2 separate regions of the Homo sapiens genome follow, and region 1 is linked to region 2. The links are chromatin contacts, found by Hi-C or POLR2A ChIA-PET in ENCODE. All regions are on one chromosome and are shown on one strand. The core of a region is the stretch at or near the end of the contact, and the rest is flanking DNA. Distances in the headings are between cores, read along the strand shown. Region 1 holds the start of KANK1 (KN motif and ankyrin repeat domains 1). Region 2 overlaps DOCK8 (dedicator of cytokinesis 8).

Evidence for each region. Hi-C counts contacts between places; a loop is a spot of excess contacts on that map. ChIA-PET counts read pairs that join two places held with the same protein, here RNA polymerase II (POLR2A). Pooled maps may share reads with other maps.
Region 1: a map of naive thymus-derived CD4-positive, alpha-beta T cell shows a loop between it and region 2 (2.3-fold over the local background). The contact joins the promoter of KANK1 here to the enhancer-like site in region 2. A Hi-C loop is called at or near these places in 1 of 168 maps with a recorded cell type or tissue (naive thymus-derived CD4-positive, alpha-beta T cell) and 9 of 50 pooled maps. POLR2A ChIA-PET finds 5 or more read pairs at or near these places in 2 of 52 experiments (RWPE1 and activated naive CD4-positive, alpha-beta T cell).

What each region holds. Positions count from the first base shown.
Region 1 is chr9:502,916-507,832 of GRCh38, forward strand. It overlaps KANK1 (KN motif and ankyrin repeat domains 1), which reads left to right and starts at 1,780. Exons shown (of 12, transcript NM_015158.5): 1 at 1,780-1,839. It overlaps LOC105375947 (translation initiation factor IF-2-like), which reads right to left and starts at 2,638. Exons shown (of 4, transcript XM_047424276.1): 1 at 2,345-2,638; 2 at 2,024-2,254; 3 at 782-1,906. The coding sequence starts at 2,638. The coding sequence ends at 1,085. RefSeq lists a silencer at 1,416-1,905.
Region 2 is chr9:275,325-280,195 of GRCh38, forward strand. The region is part of intron 2 of DOCK8 (dedicator of cytokinesis 8); the gene reads left to right. Among named protein-coding and RNA genes, the nearest start is that of DOCK8-AS1, 62 kb to the left of the region's middle. Within about 2 kb of position 2,692, at least 6 of the 41 ENCODE cell types and tissues checked have a DNase peak (open chromatin) inside an H3K27ac peak, as active enhancers do.

The DNA.
Region 1 (4,917 bases), core at 530-3,029, 230 kb after region 2:
CCTCGACCTCCAGGGCTCAGGCGATCCTCCTACCTTAGCCTCCAGAGTAGCTGGGACTACAGGCGCGCGCCATCGCGCCCAGCTGATTTTTTTTTTTTTTTTTTTTTTTTTTTGGTGAAAACAGAATTTCACTGTATTGCCCAGAACTCCTGGGGTCAACTGATCTACCTGTCTCGGCCTCCCAAAGTGTGAGGATTATAGGCCTGAGCCACTGCGCCTGGCCGACGAGCACTTTTAAAATGCAGGAGTCTTCCTGCCTCTGATATCTCATCCCTTATCACCATGCAAACAATTCTCCTTTTCATAGAAGAGTAGACATTTGGGGCGGGGTGGTGGTGGTGGGGGATTTTAGAAAATATCTACTGCATCCAAATGCCCTACTCTACAGACGAAAAAGCAAGGCCCAGGAGGAGGAAAGAGTTTGCTTACTGCCACCCAGTGAGCTGGCAAAGGCGCTGAGATTCAAAATGAGCTTTCCTGCCTTCACATATCTTCCGGCTGCCCTTTGCCTATTCCCTAAACAGTCAGGAGCCATCAAGTTCAGGAATTTGCAGGTGTGCTTCGCTGTGAACTGTGGAAAAGCAGCGTCTTCTCCCCAGAGGCAAGCATGTCGCCTTGTGAAGTTTGATGGCTCTTCACTTGCACACTCACAAAAAAGACTGAGCGTGTGTAACGCCCTGCTGGATGTGTGCGGTGCTAGAGAGCTTGGGGGTGAGGGGAGGACTCTCTCCCTTAAGAAAATCAGTTGACTGCAGAGCTAACATTGTTTTTTGAGTAATACCTGGTTTTTATAAAGTCGTCCCTTCAGTTCCCAAGCTCCTCTTCTGTTTGTTCAAGCCACCTTCAATTTGAAAAAGACTGAAGTCACAGCTTCTCAATCCCTACTAATTTCTCATGGACCTACTGGATTGCTCCAAATCGAGTATTTGGGACTGAACTAGGAAGCCAGTTCAATCCTGAGCCCCCGAGGCAGGCGTTGGGTCTTCTGTGGAGTCCCCAGAGACCTGCAACCTTCTGAACACGCATCCTCCCCTTTCCGCCGAGGACTCTGTCCTGCAGCCGAGCCAGGGCGAATGCACGGAGGTCACAAGGGAGGTGCCCTTGGAGGCGGGAGGTTTCTGGCCGCCGGGGCGACCGTGCTGACGAGGCACCTGCAGGAAACAGAGCTCTGCACGCTCCGGTCCCCCTCACCCGGGGAGGGAGAGGAGGTACAGAGGCGCTGGGGGAGGACGTCGAGCAGGCCAGCCTCGTTGCCAGAACCCCCGCCCCAGCCGGAGATGGGAGCACCGCACCGTCTCACGGGGGCTGGATTTCTTCTCCCCTTGCGGGTGTGTGTGCGAGGATGGACGTGGTAAATACGGGTTGGCAGAAGGAGCGAACCGCGGTGGAGGAAGTTCTTCTGCTTAGTTCTCGCCGCGGCGAGGCCCGCGGGCCAGGCGCGGCGACGAAGGTGCACGAAGGTGCCCCGCGGGCCTGGTGGAGTTGCAGCGGCGCGCAGGCGCACTGAGGGCCGCCCGCGGCCGGCTCCGCGGTACAAAGAGCGCCCCCGCGGGGAGCCGGGCGTCCTCTGGGCGGAGGGAGCAGCCGGGGCTTCGCCGGCCCGCGCCGTTCTTCTCACGCGCCGCTCCGGGGCGCAGCCACAGCTGTCGCCCACCGCGGGTGAGAGGCTTGCTGGTCCGCCCCGGCTTCCCCGCCCCGGCGGCGGCCGTGCGGTTCGGGCTTTAATTCTGGCGCTTGCCAGCCGGGGCCGACTCCGCCCCCTGCGCCCCGCCCTTCCCCGAGCTCCGGGTCCGCGGCGGAGCGAGCGAGCGGCCGGCAGGTTGGGAGGAGCGGCCGAAGGTGAGTGACGCGGCGGGGCCGTGCCGCGCCCCGTGCCGCGGCGAGGTTGTCCCGGAGCGCGAGGCCCCTACCCCTGCCTCGGGCTGGCCCCGCGCGGAGCCGACTTGGCGCGCGCCGGGGTTGCGCGGCGGCCGTGGCGGTGGCGGAGGGCAGCCCCCGCGGGCTCCCGCTCGTGCGGGTGAACCCGGCGGCCTCGGGGCGGTCCTGGGGGGGGGTCCGAGAGGTGGCGTCGGCCCCGCGGCCGTCGGAGTTTGGCGCGCTCTGCAGCGGCGGCGCTCGGCCGGTCTGGAGGAGGGAGAGGCGCGCCGGGCACGGAGCAGCGAGAAAGTTCGGGCCGGGCCGGCCGGCGGGAGGGTGCGGGCGCCTGGCTACCCCGGCCCGGCGCTCTGTCCCTCGGATGCCTCTGGGCCCTTCCCTAGCCCGGGGCGGAACGGGGGACCCTCTCTGAAGCGGCTCTCCGTGGAGTTGGATGTTGCCCTTCGCGGGAGGGAGTGGCGGTCAAGACCCCTTTATCCTCGGCCCCAGAGGGGCAGGTGGCCTCGGGTCGCCCTCCGCCAACTCCGAGGTGGCTTCGGCCGGGGCTGGAGGGCGGGGAGGCGGGGGAGGGGCGTGGGCGCTGCGGCCTCTGGGGCGGCCCAACCCGGCGCGGGCAGCGTGGGTTTCCGAGGTCCCGCGGTTCCAGGTCGAGGGAAGGTGTAGGGGCCCTGAAGCGGGCTGGTCCCCGAATGTTGCGTTTTCTGTGCCGCTTTGGGCAACACGCAGTGGCGCTCGCGGCAGCCACGGCTCCTTGACCGTTCATCTCCTTCACCCGGGTCCCGTGGAACTTTCAGAGGCAACTGTTCTTGGTGGCTCTTGCGGGTCAGCACGAGCCGTGCTGCACGAGCGTGACCTAGTGAAGGCCTTGGGCGAGTTGGCGTTAACAATTTATGGCGTCCGCCAGCGCTCGCTTTCCGCACGTGGCCTCTGCGGAGGGTCAGCCCATCTTATTAAATAGTGGATTCTATTAGACCCTGATACCCGAGGCTAATAAGGAAGCTTAATCATCCAGATGTGTAATCGTGCAGTTCCTTTCCTCACCGTCATTGCCCCCCACCTCTGGAGCTGAATGGAAATGAGGGTCTGTTTGCTTATATTGAATTCCTGAGTTTATTCAAGTTCATTTTTAGGTGGCGTTAACAGCTAAGTAGCTGTTCATCTGCCAGTTTCTCCTTTCATCCAACTTTCTCTACTAAAATGTTGAGCACGTTTTATTTAAAAAAAATTGAAGTGTAATAAACATATAAATTTACTCTTCTAAGGTCAAAATTCAGTGGTTTTTAATATATCCGTAAAGTTATGAAATCATCACTACCATCTGATTCCATTTCGTTGCCCCCAAAAAGAACCCCTATACCGATTAGCAGTCATTCTTCCATCTCCCAGCCCTTCTCCCTCATTTTAAGGCAGCTACTTAGGAAGTTTTTCTAAGATAGAGACTGAGTGAGAAAACTGAGAGGTGATTAACTTTGATCCTTTTTCTGTTACTAGGTTTGGGGAAAGGTGCTGCTGAAGCAATGGAAGAAAAATTAAGTATTGGCTGTCCTATGGGGAGGTTAAAATGAATAAGGATGGAAGAGAAGCTGCCAGTAGAGGAATAATTGCCTCCTGTAGAGACCCACAAGTTGGGAATACATTTTATCCCCTTAGGGCACAGGGATGCTTTCTGGGCTCTAGACTTGCCTAGTCCATAAATCACTCTAGTCGAGGTTCTGCCTCAGCGAAAGTGAGTTCTGGGTGTGTGTGTGTGTGTGTGTGCGTGTGCGTGCGCGCTCGGCAGGGAATGTTAGAAGGAAAAAAGACTAGGCTTAAAAGTAATTTTTTAAAATATCCAAACTGGCCCCAAAGAAAGAAACCAAAAAACCACAGGCAAATGGCCACTGGAATTGATACATTCAAGACTAGTTTCATTTCATGAGTATCAGTTCACAAATAGTTCTGAGTTAATGTGTGCATACATTAACTTTTTATCCCAAGTGGGAGGAGGAGGATGGAAAAGGATCTAGTTGGGGGCAGTGCAAGGAACTGGGAAGAGGAATGGGATAATGGCCGAAAGGGGCAGTGCTTGTGGGAGCTGAGGACTGTTGAGATGGAATAACTATAGGGTGAGCAGATTCTGAAAGAGCAGAGTGGGTCTGTGAAAAGTTGGACACTTCACTCGGGCTTTTTGTTGGATAATGTGTGCATGTTTTAAAAATCATTTTTAGTAAGGAGAGTTGAAGCTATCCAAATTATGCAACATCCACTACACTTCTCACTCACCCTTCAATAAGAAAAGTCAACTTGTTTTCAAGTGTTTCGGGAAGTTTTAGGCCTGTTGCATGGGTGACAGCTTATGCCATCTTTTTTTTTTTTTTTTGGTAATTTAGAACATTGACATAGCGAGACTCCGTCTCTACAAAAAAAATAAAAAATAACCGGATATGGTGGCACATGCACCTGTAGTCCCAGCTACTTGGGAGGCTGAGGCAGGAGGATTGCTTTAGCCCAGGAGTTTGAGGCTGCAGTGAACTATGATCATGCCACTGCACTCCAGCCTAGATGACCGAGCAATATCCTCTCTCAAAACAAGATGAGCTGTACCATAGGTATACATATCCCACACCCCCAGCCCTGCCGACGGAGTTTTGCTCTTGTCAGCCAGGCTACAGTGCAATGTCACAGTATCAGCTCACTGCAACCTCCGCCTCCCAGGTTTAAGCGATTCTCCTGCCTCAGCCTCCCAAGTAGCTGGGATTACAGGCACCTGCCACCATGCCCGGCTAATTTTTTTTTTTTTTTTTTTGAGATGGAGTCTCGATCTGTTGCCAGGCTGGAGTGCAGTGGCGCGATCTCAGCTCACTGCAACCTCCGCCTCCTGGGTTCAAGCGATTCTCGTGCCTCAGCCTCCCGAGTAGCTGGGACTACAGGCACCGTGTCACCACACCCAGCTAATTTTTGTATTTTTAGTAGAGACAGGGTTTCACTATGTTGGCCAGGATGGTCTCAATCTCTTGACATCGTGATGTGCCCACCTCGGCCTCTCAAAGTGTCAGGATTACA
Region 2 (4,871 bases), core at 1,442-3,941:
AATATACTGGCTTCAAAAGTGGCAGGTGTTTAGAAGAGAAAAGGATACATGATGTGATAGGAGGCAAAGGCTTGATTGAGAAGGCTGAGAAGACTTAGAGTAAGGGTTCTCAGCCCTGACTGGACATTAAAATTATCTAGGGACAATTCAATCAGAATTCCTGGGGGTGGGGACCAAGCATCAGTATTTTAAAGTTCCCTGGGGACTTTAACTTGAAGCCCAGGTTGAGAATCATTTAAACAGCTCTGTTATTTATTTATTTAAAATTTTAATGTATTTTTTGAGATGGAGTCTCGCTCTGTCACCCAGGCTGGAGTGCAGTGGCGCAATCTTGGCTCACTGCAACTCCTGCCTCCCAGGTCCAAGCTATTCTCCTGCCTCAGCCTCCCCAGTAGCTAGGAATACAGGCGTGCACCACCACAACTGGCTAATTTTTGTACTTTTAGTAGAGACAGGGTTTCACCATGTTGGCCAGGCTGGTCACAAACTCCTGACCTCAAGTGATCCACCCACCTCGGCCTCCCAAAGTGCTGGGATTACAGGCATGAGCCACTGGGCCCGGCCTAGTTTTACTTTTTTTTTTTGTAATGGAATTTCCCTCTGTCACCCAGGCTGGAGTGCAGTGATGTGATTTCTGCTCTCTGCAACCTCTGCCTCCTGCGTTCAAGTGATTCTCCTGACTTAGCATCCTGAGTAGCTGGGATTACAGGCAGCTGCCGCCATGTCTGGCTAATTTTTGTATTTTTAGTAAAGACGGGGTTTCGCCATGTTGGCCAGGCTGGTCTTGAACTTCTGACCTCAGGTGATCCGCCCGCCTCGGCCTCCCAAAGTGCTGGGATTACAGGCTTGAGCCACTGCGCTCGGCCCATTTAAAAAAACTTTAAAGGTAGACGTATTCCAAATGGGGGGAATATATAAAGAAAGGTAACACTTATTTTGCCCTGTGTGCTTTGAATTTCAGAAGGTGTAGTAAGCAAAGACCACTTACTAACCCTACAGATATATCCTTAGAAAATACAGTGGTTTCTGTCATAAATCTGATAAATCAGATGAGAGGAAGGGTGTATGTTTGATGTTGATTTTTCTTTTTGTTTTATTGGGGTTTTTAAAAACTATAAATATCAGGTCTGATGACTATGTGTATAAACATTTTCTAAGTAGATAAAATATTTTCAAATTTTGCATTTTTTAGTATGAAGGGGATCCATCATTTGAAGTTGGTTTTCTAGATGTGATGATAAACTTGTCCCAGGTCTATTTGACACTCCTACCAAAATCCTTTGTGACCAGGGCTAGAAGGCAGCTGTGGCTAGTAAATAACCCTGTGTGTAGACTCACTTATTGGCTTTGGCATTCTCTATTGCCACAGCTGTGTGAATAGATTAACCAGAGACCCTCTGGTGCCAGCCACCTATTCAGGCAAACAAGTCTATAATCAGTACCTCTGTTAAAATGAAACTGTAATATACTATTGTCTTTTCATTTATTTATTTATTTATTTAGAGACAGGGCCTTGCTCTGTCGCCCAGGCTGGAGTGCAGTGGTACAATCTTGGCTCACTACAACCTCCGCCTCCCAGGCTCAAGCGATTCTCCTGCCTCAGCCTCCCAAGTAACTGGGACCACAGGCGCACCATTGCGCCTGGCTAATTTTTGTATTTTTTTTGTAGAGACGGAGTTTCTCCATGTTGTCCAGGCTGGTCTTGAACTCCTGAGCTTCAGTGATCTGCCTGCCTTGGCCTCCCAAAGTGCTGGGATTACAGGTATGAGTCATTACACCCGGCCTATTTTCTGATTGTTCAAAGTAGAAGCCAGGCACAATGGCTCATGGCTGTATGTAATCCCAACAATTTGGGAGGCAGAGGCAGGAGGATAGCTTGAAGCCAAGAGTTCGAGGCCAGCCTAGGCAACATAGTGAGAACTCATCTCTACAACAAAGTTAAAAAGAAAAATTAGCCAGGCATGGTGGCACATGCCTTTAGTCCCAGCTACTTGCGAGGCTGAGGCAGAAGGATCACTTGAACTCAGGAGTTGGAGGCTGCAGTGAGCCATGATTGAGCCACAGTACTCTAGCCTGGGCAACAGAGTGAGACCCTGTCTCAGAAAAGAAAAGAGAAGAGAGGAGAAGAGAAAGAGAGAAGAGAAGAGAAGAGAAGAGAAGAGAAGACATACAAAAGAAGAGTAACATACAAGAGAAGAGTTAGGAGACCCTGTCTCAGAGGAAAGGAGGGGAGGGGAGGCGAGAGGACAAGAGAAGAAAGAGTTAGGATCTATGCCCTAAGGAAGTAAGGAGGATTTGAGACTGTGTAGGTGGTTAATAACCTTAAGCTACATATTTTATGGAGGGAAAAATCCTATTTTTAAAAGTGAGAATAGAACAATTTTGAAGTGAAATGGAATGAATTAGCTGGACCATAACGGCTCTGACTGAAGAAAAGGATGTAAAAAGCCACATCCTGGATATGTACCAAACACCATGGTTACATGGCATGTTTGTATATGTAACATTTATTTAAAAAAAAAGTCTCATAGCTTAGAAGGCATTTATTTTTGTTATGTGTATAGGCTTCTGTGCAATAAAGCAGCCTTTTTTATTTTACAGCTCATGATGACTTAAATGGTTAATTGCCTGATAAATATGGTCCTCTTTTATTCTTCTGATTCTGTTGTTCTTTTGCACTTCATCTTTCAAGGGGTTGGGCTATTCTTAGGTTTCACTGATTGCACTGGAAGGGACATGACGGAAAATGAAGATCTCAAGATAATTTTCTTGCAAATTCACAATGGAAGATAAAAGGAAAGAGTGGCAGGCATTCTGCACACAGAGCAGACGTTTCTTTATTGTCATTGTTCAGCAGAGGAATCAACTCAGCCTTGGTGAAACTAGAGTGATGCCCATGGTGGCATGTCAGCATCTCCCTCTTAGTGGCATCAGTGCTAGATTGTTGTTGTTGGAAGCAGGAGAGTGTTTAGTCCATAAAGTACAGAACTTCGATATCACAGAAGCTAGAAGAACTTTACTGCCTTCAGCTTCGTTTAAAGATAGTAGAGAGCTTACTCATTCGTTTTAGAAATATGTATTGGGTCTCTATGTCAGGAACTGCTGGCACAGCAGTGAGATTGAAGATACAACAGTGAATACAATAGAGGGCCTATCCTCATAGAGTTTGCCTTTCAGAATGAGGGACAGACGCAGACAAATAGAAAATGTCGATTGTGTCAGGGAGTATTGAGGGCTTTGAAGAATGAAATCGTGACCCAGAAGAGATGCTTTTAGATTGGATCATCCGTGAAGGCCTCTATCTAGAAAGGAGACACTTGGGCAGAATTCTGAATGAACTTGACGGACATCTGAAGGAAAAATATTCCAGTCAGAAGGAACAGTACGTGCAAAGTCCCCAAAACTTCAATAAGTGACGTGCTCCAGAAGCAGCAAGGAAGCAGAATGAGGCCTGAACAGAGTGGGCAGTAGGAAATGCAGTCATAGAGAAAGCAGGGCTGGGTCACAGGCCTCAGAGACTGTAGAACATTGGCTCCTACTCTAAGACAGGAAGCTGCTGTGAGCATTGAGGTTGGGCGTGGAACCATTTGACTTTTTATGAGGATCACTCTGGCTGCAGTGTGGAAAATAGACTGGACGAGGGAGGGCAGTTAGGAAGATGTCACGGTAACTCAGGAAAGCAATACCGGTGCTTTGGACGAGGGTGGTGGCAGAAGAGAAAGTGAGAAGTATTCTGGATATATTTCAGAAGAAAGTGGATAGGATTTTCTGATGGGTGATATGTAGAGTGTAGGAGAAAGAGAAGAAGCAAGATTGACTTTAATGTTTTCCACCTGGGCAATTGGTGGACTGGAATTGCCACTTGCAGAAGTGTGGAGGTATGGAAGGTATGGGAAGAGCAGATTGCCAGGAAAGTTGAGTTAGTTTTGAACTCATTGTGTTTGAGAGGTCTGTTAAATTATCAAGTAGTGATGTTGAGGTGTAATTGGAAAAGTCAACCTGGAATTTATGGCAGAAGTTGAGGCTGCAGATATAAACTTGTAATTTTAAAAATGTATATTTAAAGCCATGGGAGTGAATGAGTTCATTTGAGATTGAATGCAGATTGAGAAGAGATTTAGAATTGAACTCCAGGGCACTGCATAGCAGGAGGAAAACCTAGTAAAAGTGGTATCTGTAAAATAGAGGAACGAACTGTCACAATTTGCCTGGTACTGAGGATTTTCTCAGTACATGAGACTTTAAGAGACTGGGACACCCTGAGACAATTGGTTGCCTTCCATGGGAAGAAAGTATGTCAAGAGGGAGAGAGTGAACAACTGTGTCCAATAAACCAGGACTGAGCAAAAACCATTGAATTTGGCATCATGAAGTCTTAGGTGACTTTGACAAGGCTTGTCTGTTGTGAACAGCCAAGTAAATGTGAGGACCACTCTCCAAAAGGTAAAGAAACATGCATGAGGATACAGGTGCGCCAGCTGGAGACATCATGCCTCTTCCCCGTCCCCACCAGGAGTGGCGTGAAGCCTCCCCAGTGCTGTAACGAGGCAGCCAGGTCCTGTGTGACTGCACATGTGACTTGGGGCAAGTCATTTAACCTCTCTGTTTTCACTATCCTATTTGTGAAATATTGTTTAGATTTGTGGTTTGAGTCAGCTATCTGTATACTACACTGTGTTAGGAGCTATGTAGATTAATTTTCAACAGATATGGTTCTGGGGTTGTAGGAATTTTCAATTTGAGAACAAATTGAATCTTACCCTTTGTCAGGAGAAATAGCCTTTGACATGTGTTAGGGGCAAGGGAAATCTCAAACTTGCTTAATTTTAAAAATGAATATTTGGTTGTGGATAATTTAAGCTTTGGTGATA